Linked DNA regions of Homo sapiens: region 1 is linked to region 2. Evidence: chromatin contacts called from ENCODE Hi-C or POLR2A ChIA-PET data. All regions are on one chromosome and are shown on one strand. Each heading gives the region's core, a stretch centred on a gene start or an enhancer-like site at or near the end of the contact. The rest is flanking DNA. Distances are from core to core; before and after follow the strand shown. Region 1 holds the start of ZNF70 (zinc finger protein 70). Region 2 holds the start of CABIN1 (calcineurin binding protein 1).

Evidence for each region. Hi-C counts contacts between places; a loop is a spot of excess contacts on that map. ChIA-PET counts read pairs that join two places held with the same protein, here RNA polymerase II (POLR2A). Pooled maps may share reads with other maps.
Region 1: a loop to region 2 is called in a map with no recorded cell type, with 13 times the contacts of the local background. The contact joins the promoter of ZNF70 here to the promoter of CABIN1 in region 2. A Hi-C loop is called at or near these places in 2 of 37 single-sample maps with no recorded cell type and 8 of 50 pooled maps. POLR2A ChIA-PET finds 5 or more read pairs at or near these places in 5 of 52 experiments (B cell, WTC11, activated B cell and 2 more).

Annotation. Positions count from the first base shown.
Region 1 is chr22:23,747,632-23,752,572 of GRCh38, reverse strand. ZNF70 (zinc finger protein 70) reads left to right here and starts at 1,461. Exons shown (of 2, transcript NM_021916.4): 1 at 1,461-1,862. RefSeq lists enhancers at 186-245, 1,086-1,145, 1,028-1,703 and a silencer at 1,296-1,745.
Region 2 is chr22:24,008,954-24,013,521 of GRCh38, reverse strand. It overlaps CABIN1 (calcineurin binding protein 1), which reads right to left and starts at 2,218. Exons shown (of 37, transcript NM_012295.4): 1 at 2,155-2,218.

The sequences.
Region 1 (4,941 bases), core at 212-2,711, 260 kb after region 2:
CCATGGCCCCCTGGGGGCTCAAACTGGTAGCCTGACCTTCCTGTGACCTGAGGAGCCGGAGGGAGAAAAAGGAACCAGCCCTTGCCGCCCCCAACTCTGCATGGCTGGTTATGGTCCAAGGGTTATGGCTCTAGGGTGGCTGGTCCCCATGGAGCTCAGGCTGTTGGCTTGGGGAGGGGCAGCCACTGCCTACCCCTTGGAGTCTGTGCCCAAGGCCCGACAGAGCATTAATGGGGCAGGAAGGCAGGTGTGTGTGGGTAGCATTGGAGGCACTCGAGCGCCAAGGCTGAGGGTGCTGAAGGCAGGTGGGCGGCTGGGGCAGAATCCTTTTTCCCAGGGACAGTGTGTTCTCCTGATGTCCTGTGATTGGGCCAAGGTCTGCGGAGGGAAGCTCTCCCACAAGCTGGGCAGCTGCACCTGAGGGGGGGGTGTCATGGGCAGAACACTGGGTGGAGGGGCCAGTCTTGCCATCAGCAGCAAGGAGGGGGCGGAGATTCCTTTTCTTTTTTTTTTTTTTGTTTTTTGAGATGGAGTCTCGCTCTGTCGCCCAGGCTGGAGTGCAATGGCACTATCTTGGCTCACTGCAACCTCCGCCTCTCAGGGTCAAACGATTCTCCTGTCTCAGTAGCTGGGATTACAGGCGCTTGTCACCACTCCCGGATAATTTTTAGTAGAAACAGGGTTTCACCATGTTGGTCTGGCTGAGTCTCGAACTCCTGACCTCGTGATCCACCCGCCTCCGCCTCCCAAAATGCTGGGATTAAAGGCGTGAGCCACCGCGCCCGGCCAAGGGGGCGGCCATTTCAAGAACACATTCCTCTTCCCTCCCGGTGCGCCTGAGAGGAGGCGCTTCATGTCGAAGTCAGCCCTGGGATGCAGAGAGTTGGGGGGCTCAGGGTCCTGGGATGGTCTCGCAGACACTCCTAGTTCTTCGCCTGCCCCTTCTCATCTCTATTTCTGTGGGGGCGGGGAGGGCAGACAGGAACAGGGCTACCCTTGAAGCAGGTTGGGGGAGGGGGATCCTAACAGGACCCCGGTGCCTGTGGACAGTGACAGGGTCGACAGCTCTGGGGCTCCACTCTCCTTTCCCTGAAGACCCCAGCTGCCTCAGTGGCTTCTGGCTTGCACCCAGCACCAGCGCAGATGCCCCGAGTGCCGGCGGCTCGAGGTCGGCCCGCCCGTCCGGACCTGTTTCCTCCTCTGCTCTCCTGCCAACGCCTGCCCATCTCTGTTTCCCCCACGTCCAGCACGCGCTTCGGGGACGGCCAGAGCCACCATGCCGACTGGAGAGACTCTCCTGATTCGGGTCCTTGTGTCCCGGGGCCCGGGCGGCTTCGCGCGGCGACAACCGGCGCGGTGGGACCACCGAGACGCCGGGACCTCCGCGCGGCCTAGAGTGGTCCCGGAAGTGCCCGCGGGCCGGGGGCGGGGCTCTGGGTGCTCGGGCGGCCGCGGGCTCCGCGTCAGCAGCTGCTGTGGAGCCAGGCAGCGTCGGCCGCGTCGGCCGCGGGTTGGAGCAGCTCAGGTGCGGCCCCGCCCCGCCCGCCTGCGGCCCCGCCCCGGCCCAGGTGAGCTGCCCCGCCCCGGCCCAGGTGAGTGGCCCCGCGTCCGCCGGTGTGACCTGAGTCCGCCTGACCACCTGTCCCTCCGGTGGCCCTGGGTGTGCGTGTCCCCAATCGCGGGGAAGCCTGTAGGGGCGCCACGTCGCCGCCTGGGCAGCGTGTGCGGGTCCGTGGCAACTCTTGGGCCCCCAGCCAGGAAACCTTGACTGCACTAAGAGTTTGCAGGGTGCCCAGGCCCTAGGGACTCTCTGGAGGATGGGATGACAGATGCAGGAGGACCCGGAGAAGGCCCCGACAGAGGTGGGAAGCATGGAGTTCCAGATCTTTGCATTTTCGGTCCAAAAACACTTATCATGTTGTGGGAGACAGATAAAGGGTTGCCAACTTTTTTCTGAGTGGAGACTTCAGGGTGTAGGGGCTATATAGTGGGAATGGAAAACCTCTACGGAGGGAAGTTTGAGAACACCAGGACTTAATGGGTGGGCGGAGGAAGAGTTGCAATCTAAAGATATCAAGAAAGAGAACTTGGAAGCCATGAAAATTGGGAAGAAAGCGAGGGTGGGGATGGGGTTGGGGGGTAGCTCAAAGCTTTCATGCACCTAGGTAGGCAATGTGGGCGGGTGAAGGGATATTGTCACATCTTCGTTTTTCAAGAGAAAGCCAGAAACCTACTGAGTTTTAAATATTGGTAACTAAGGAAAATGAACAGGAAAAGCCAAACTCTTCGAGAGCCAAACATAACATAGCAGGATCTTCAGGCTGCCAATTTGCAACCTCTGAAATGAAGGGTTTTGAGAAGGAGGTATTGGAGAGCAGTGCCAGATGGGGTGGGAAGGTGAAGACCGAGAAGAGAGGGATTGGCAATAAGGAGGTCATAGAATGCCAGAGCTGAGGTCCCAGCTGAAATCGGAAACTCGAAATTTGTCGTGGTGCCATACATAGTTGTATGATTTTTCTTGGCAACATTTAACAACTTAGGAGGAACTGGCCGAGAAGACTGGGACTTAGCGGCTAGTTGCAGCCGGACGAGGAGGTGAGGAGCATGGTGCTAGAGCGTGAGAGTTGAAGTGATGCGCATAGTATGGAGAGTCTAAGCTGGATGGAGAAGGGGTGGAGCTAGAAAAGGAGAACTACAGTAAAAATGGCTTGGATTTCATGAGGTCGAAAAGCACAAATTGAGTGAGAGAGCTGGAAGAGTTGGAGATTATGGGTTGCTGAAGAGGAGGGGGAGGGTGAGAGGAGTTGAAGTGATCAAAGAATTTTTGAAAATACTTTAGGGCTGGGCGAGGGGGCTCACGCCTATAATACCAGCACTTTCGGAGGCCAAAATGGGTGGATCGCATGAGCTCAGAAATTCGAGACCAGTCTGCACAACATGGCGAAAACCCATCTCTACAAAAAATACAAAAATTAGCCAGGTGTGGCACGTGCCTGTAGAGCCTGTATTCCCAGCTACTTTTTTTTTTTTTTTTTTTTTTTTTTTGAGACGGAGTCTCGTCCTGTCGCCCAGCCTGGAGTGCAGTGGCGCGATCTCGGCTCACTGCAAGCTCCGCCTCCTGGGTTCACGCCATTCTCCTGCCTCAGCCTCCCAAGTAGCTGGGACTACAGGCACCTGCCACCACGGCCGGCTTTTTTTTTTTTTTTTTTTTTTTTTTTTTTTTTGAGATGGAGTCTCGCTCTGTTACCCAGGCTAGAGTGCAGTGGCGCGATCTCGGCTCACTGCAACCTCCGCCCCCCAGGTTCAAGCGATTCTCCTGCCTCAGCCTCCCGGAGTAGCTGGGATTACAGACGCGCTGTAATTTTTGTAATTTTAGTAGAGACGGGGTTTCACCATCTTGGCCAGGCTGGTCTTGAACTCCTGACCTCATGATCCACCCACCTCGGCCTCCCAAAGTGCTGGGATTAGAGGCGTGAGCCACCGCGTCCGGCCTTTTTTGTATTTTTAATAGAGACAGGGTTTCACCGTGTTAGCCAGGATGGTGTCCTAGCTACTTAAGAGGCTGAGATAGGAGAATCACTTGAACCCAGGAGCCAGAGGTTCCAGTGAGCTGTAATCACACTACTGCACTCCATTCTGGAAAAAGAAAATACTTTAGTTCAGTGCTCTTTTTTTTTTATATCCAGTCGGTCTATTGGCTGAAAAATCATTTAAAAAAATCATTTCTGGGCTGGGCGTGGTGGCTCACACCTGTAATCCCAGCACTTTGGGATGCCAAGGTGGGCGGATCACCTGAGGTCAGGAGTTCGAGACCAGCCTGGCCAACATAGTGAAACCCCATCTCTACTAAAAATACAAAAATTATCCGGGCCTGGTGGCGGGTGCCTGTAATCCCAGCTATTCAGGAGGGTGAGGCAGGAGAATTGCTTGAACCCAGGAGGCAGAGGTTGCAGTGAGCCGAGATTGGGCCATTGCACTCCTGGCTGGGCAACAAGAGTGAGACTCCACCTCAAAAAAAAAAAAAAATCATTTCTGCTGGGCATGGTGGCTCATGCCTGTAATCCAGCACTTTGGGAGGCAGAGGTGGGAGGACTGCTTGAGCCCAGGAGTTCAAGACCAGCCTGGGCAACATAATATTATCTCATCTCTACAGAAAAATTAAAAAATTAGCTGGATGTGTTGATATGCCCCTGTAGTCCCAGCTACTTGAGAGGCTGAGGTTGGAGGATCAGTTGAGCCGGGGAGGTCAAGGCTGCAGTGAGCTGTGATTCTACTCCTGCACTCCAGCCTGGGTGACAGAGTGAGACCCTGTCTCAAAAAAAATTTTTTTTTCCAAGTAGAAATGAGTTCTGTTATGACTGTTCTGATTAATTTAGTTTTTTTTTTTTTTCTGAGGCAGTTACTCTCTAGATGCAGTATAAGGATAATTGTGCCTTTGTATAGAGTTGTGAAGATTAAATGAGGTGCCTTGAAGGACCTATTAGTGCCTAGCACAGAGTAGGTGCTCAGTGAATATGAGCTGTTGCTATCATTATTGTGTCACCTGAAGACTTTGCCTTTATCTAGCACAGAAGTTTCTGAATAGGGCTCTTTGGGGCTTCCTCAGGGGCCACATCTGGGAGGGGGAGTGCTGAGTGGGCTGTTCTAGCTTCCTTCCTTGTCCCTGCTAACGCGCCCTCCTTCAACTGGAGCAGCTCTGCTTTTGTCTGTTTTATTTTATTTTTATTTTTATTTATTTATTTATTTTTTGAGACGGAGTCTCACTCTGTTGCCCAGGCTGGTGTGCAGTGGCATGATCTCGCAAGCTCTGCCTCCTGAGTTCACGCCATTCTCCTGCCTCAGCCTCCCGAGTAGCTGGGACTACAGGCACCTGCCACCACGCCTGGCTAATTTTTTTGTATTTCTAGTAGAGATGGGGTTTCACCGTGTTAGCCAGGATGG
Region 2 (4,568 bases), core at 969-3,468:
AATTAGTTTAAAAAGCTTAAAAAGAGGCCGGGCATGGTGGCTCACGCCTATAATCCCAGCACTTTTGGAGGCCGAGGCGGGCGGATCATGAGGTCAGGAGATCAAGACCATCCTGGCTAACACGGTGAAACTCCGTCTCTACTAAAAAATACAAAAAACTAGCAGGGTATGGTGAGAGGCGCCTGTAGTCCCAGCTACTAGGGAGGCTGAGGCAGGAGAATGGCGTGAACCCAGGCGGCGGAGCTTGCAGTGAGGCGAGATCGCACCACTGCACTCCAGCCTGGGCCACAGGCGAGACTCCATCTCAAAAAAAAAAAAAAAAAAGCTTAAAAAGAAATAACCATTTTGATTATATATTTATCATCTGTAAGCAATGTGAGGATGGTAACCATTTATGTATTGTTCACCATAAATCCAAGAAACTCACTAAAAGGAGCTTTTAAAAAAAAAAAAGCTATTGAGGCCGGGCGCGGTGTCTGACGCCTGTAATCCCAACACTTTCAGAGGCCGAGGCGGGTGGATCACCTGAGGTCAGGAGTTTGAGAGCAGCCTGACCAATACGGTGAAACCCCGTCTCTACTAAAAATACAAAAATTAGCCAAGCATGGTGGCGGGTGTCTGTAGTCCCAGCTACTCGGGAGGCCGAGACAGGAGAACTGCTTGAACCCGGGAGGCGGAGATTGCAGTGAGCCGAGATCATGCCACTGCACTCCAGCCTGGGCGACAGACCAAGGCTCCGTCACACACACACACACAAAAGCTATTGAATAATCATGAAAAAGAAAAATATCTATTCATTTCTGACTCCCAGCCCAGCAGCTGCATTTCCTCAGATAGCAGCACATTCACCAGGCTTATTAGTCTAAGCTAATAAGTTTCCAAACCCCTTAGAATATAGTTTCCATGGCCTCAGAACACGATAAAGAGTAGCACACCTTCAGACCTCAGCACCCTGATCCAGAGTGATAACTGGGGATGTTTCCTGGCCTGGAAGGTGGGAAGCCTATGTCTTAAGCTCAGTGGTGGCAGTGCCCTGGCTGTGTGACTGACTTGACATAGATGTCAGTCTCTCAGTCTGTTTCCCCTCATGTATGAGGCTTTGTACTAGATGAGGGTTCTGCAAGCTAACCAGCCCACCCTTTTTGTACAGCCCACGAGCAAAGAATGGTTTTTACATTTTTTCATATTTGGGAAAAAAAATCATGACACGTGAAAATTATATTAACAATATATAAAATTAAAACTTCGGTCCCTATAATTAAAATTTTATTGCGACGCAGCTAGTCTGTTATGTATTGTCTTTGGCTGTATCCACACTACATCGCTACAGTTAAGTAGACAGAGTATGGACCCCCCAAGCCTAAACTACTATTATGAATACTATTATACTCATTATACTTACAATATAACAATGTAAACACTGATATATTTACAACAAAAGTTTGCCGACCGCTGAACGAGACTGTTCTAAGCATATTCTATTTCTAACCACAATAATCACATAGAAAGAATCTTAGCCACATGGAATCCGACGGTCCCACACTTATAACCTGTAATAACCCAGGTCCTGAAGAGTTAAGTGACTCCCAAAGCCACTTGTGCAGATACCTTGGGAATGCCAGGTGAGTTCCATCTGGCCAGGGCCCGCCTCTTGCGGGGAGGCAGTGAAGCAGAACGGTCAAAATTTTCAGTCTGGAGTCGCGCTCACCCACTGGGTGACTTGGAGCAAATCATTTCACCTACCCGCGGCCTCAGTTTCCACCCCTGTAAATGGCACCAATAACAACACTCACCTCGCAGGGCTGCTGTGAAGGTGAAGCGAAAGGTCGCGAGTAAAGGGTTAGCGCGCTGGGCTTTGCACCCAGCAGACGCCAAATCAATGGTGGCTCCTGCGGTTACTGGGAACCTCCCCGGAGGCCGGAACCCATTCTAGGCACCTCAGGGCGGCGGCGAGAGCCATGAAGAGGCTCGCGAGGCAGCCAGGAAGCCCGGCCTCGGTTTCCCTGACTGGGGCTCTAAAGCTGCCCGCGAAACCCCCAGCTTCCTCACGTAACCCAGCCTCGCGCCTGCAGCCCCTCCGGCCTGTGCCCCGGGCTCTGCTGAGCCTCACCCCCACCCCGGCACCGCCTTCAAACCAGCCTTCCAGGAACTCACCAGGCGTCTCCACAGCAACGGCCAGTCTGTCCCGACCACCGCGCCGTCCGGCTGCGCGCCTGACAACAAGGCGTGCTCCCATTGGCTCCGGTGCCGGTTGTGCCAGCCAATCAGCGGGGGCGCACGCGCCGCTCGCTCTCCGCGGGCTGCTTAGCTGGGGCCCTGCAGACGGCTACCCTTGGGCGGCGCGCGCGCGCGTGCGCGCGTGTGTGCGCGTGTGTGCGCGCGTGCGCGTGTGCGTGTGCGTGTGTGTGTGTGTGTGTGTGTGTGTGTGTGTGTGTGTGTGTGTGTTGCGGGAGTGGAGCTTGTTGTTTCCGGATCCCCGTCGTCAGTCCTAGCGTGCTGGAGGCTTAGAGCACCAGCTCGTAGTCGGACTCTCTTCTCCACAGCTTGCACCCTGAGCAGTCACTAAATGATGGGCTGTGTGTTATTACCTGGGACATGTGCTCTGAAAACAGTGGAAACTTGGGGAACACTTAGAGCGGGGTGTCCAATCTTTTGGTTTCCCTGGGCCACGTTGGAAGAATTGTTTTGGGCCACACATAAAATACACTAACACTAAGGATAGCTGATAAGTTAATAAATAAATAAATAATAAAAATAAAAATCACCAAAAAATCTCAAAATGTTGTAAGAAAGTTTATGAATTTGTGTTGAGCCGCATTCAAAGCCAAGCAGACCAGCGCGTTGGAGAAACTTGACTTAGAGGGAACCAGGGAGGAGGAGCATCCTCATTCATTATATTACCTGTGCCTCTCTTTCCAAAAAGGATGTGAAGCCCAAAAGGAACAGATACAATAGGATATTGAAACAAAAGGAAAAAAAGGAACAAAACCTAGTAAATGAACAAGAAGAGGGGTCATGGGTGGTGTCAGAATTCCAGAGATGAAAAAAGGCGACAGAGTTGAAGGGGTTCTGTCAAGGGTCTTGGGCTGAAAGATGGTACTCTCTTGGGAGCTAGAATAACAATAAAGCATTGTAGGGAAGAACTTTACACTGTGGTTGAATTCATAGCTGCTTGAGTCTTGCACAGATGATTCAAATAGGAGTGAATGTTGGGGGCTTTTTAACCTCAAAGACAGTAACAGCATGGTGAAAAACTCAGTTCAGTACAATAAAGCTATACTGATAAGCTAGAAGTTCTGAAAATTGTTGAGTCACCAACCTTGACTTTGAGTATTGGGGTAAACAGTATTTGGGGGGTAAACAGAAGCATAAACAGATGGTTTCAAAGCTGCATGGATAACCTTCAGCCTCGGATACAGCTTCCACTCAAGCCTTATCATGAAAGATGCGCTGGAGAGAAACAGTTGAAAATAGGTGGGAAGGGTGGTCCAAGCAGCAAGAAAGTTGTGTGGGGAAGGTCCGGAGGTGAGAAACATGCAGATCATGCTGGAGTGTCATGCAGCACAGTGTTACCGTGAGGCAAAGCTCAGGGCCACAGTGGGGAGAGAGCACTCTGGAGAGTTAGGAAGAGGCCAGTCCAAACAAGCAAGCAGAAAACATATTGTTGCAGTCTTGCCCGTGCACCACAATGTACCAGTCTCTCATTGTGGGGTATCACCCAGAATTCTTTGTCTCACGACCAAGAAAATTAGGGAGTGTGGACACAAAGGGTAAGGTTGAAGCAAAAGTTTAATAAGCAAATGAAGAAAGCTCATTGCAGCTGGCGGGGGGCCCAAGCAGGTTGCCCATTATGAGGCTGGGTCAGGGGGTTTTATGGACTGGGAAAGGAAGGAATGTACTGACTGGTCTTGGAGAAAGCACTACTCAGCTTGGCCCCTGGACCTTGAGGGACCAATCAGGAGCTGAAGTGATAGCCTGGCCCAGGACCAATCAGAGGCTCACATTCTAAAGCACGTCCAAGAAAGGAAAGTGCCCACTGGAACCCACTGTAGCCCACCGTGTACATGTCCACAAAAGGAGAAGAGACTATTTCCTGGAAGCCCACTGGTTATACAAAGGACAAAGGCATTTCTATGCTGGGTCTTGTTCCCTTATCAAAGTAGCTGTGGGCATGCCTTAGGCACAAAGATCAAAGGTGTTTCTGTGTTGGGCATTGTTCCTTTATCTGAGTGAGCCAGAGGTTTGTGCAAGTTTCCTTATCTGTGCCTGAAGCCTGATTTTTCAGGCTGTTCCTCTGTTTAAAGGAGTTTTACCAAGGACCCACCTTAATTACCTAACTTTTCTCTCTCAATATCACTCTCACTACACTGAGGATGGCAGATTTAACATGGGGAATCTATATCAAAGACTGTGGCCTTATGGTCTTGGTGAGAGTTAGGCCTGAATCCCATCCATGGTGACCGCAACGATTCATTCATATCCAATGCAAGCATTCCCTGAGGCACTCTGGGAAGCAGGACACCATGAAACACACTGGCAGAGGAATGAGTGCAAAATACTTGGGTCAG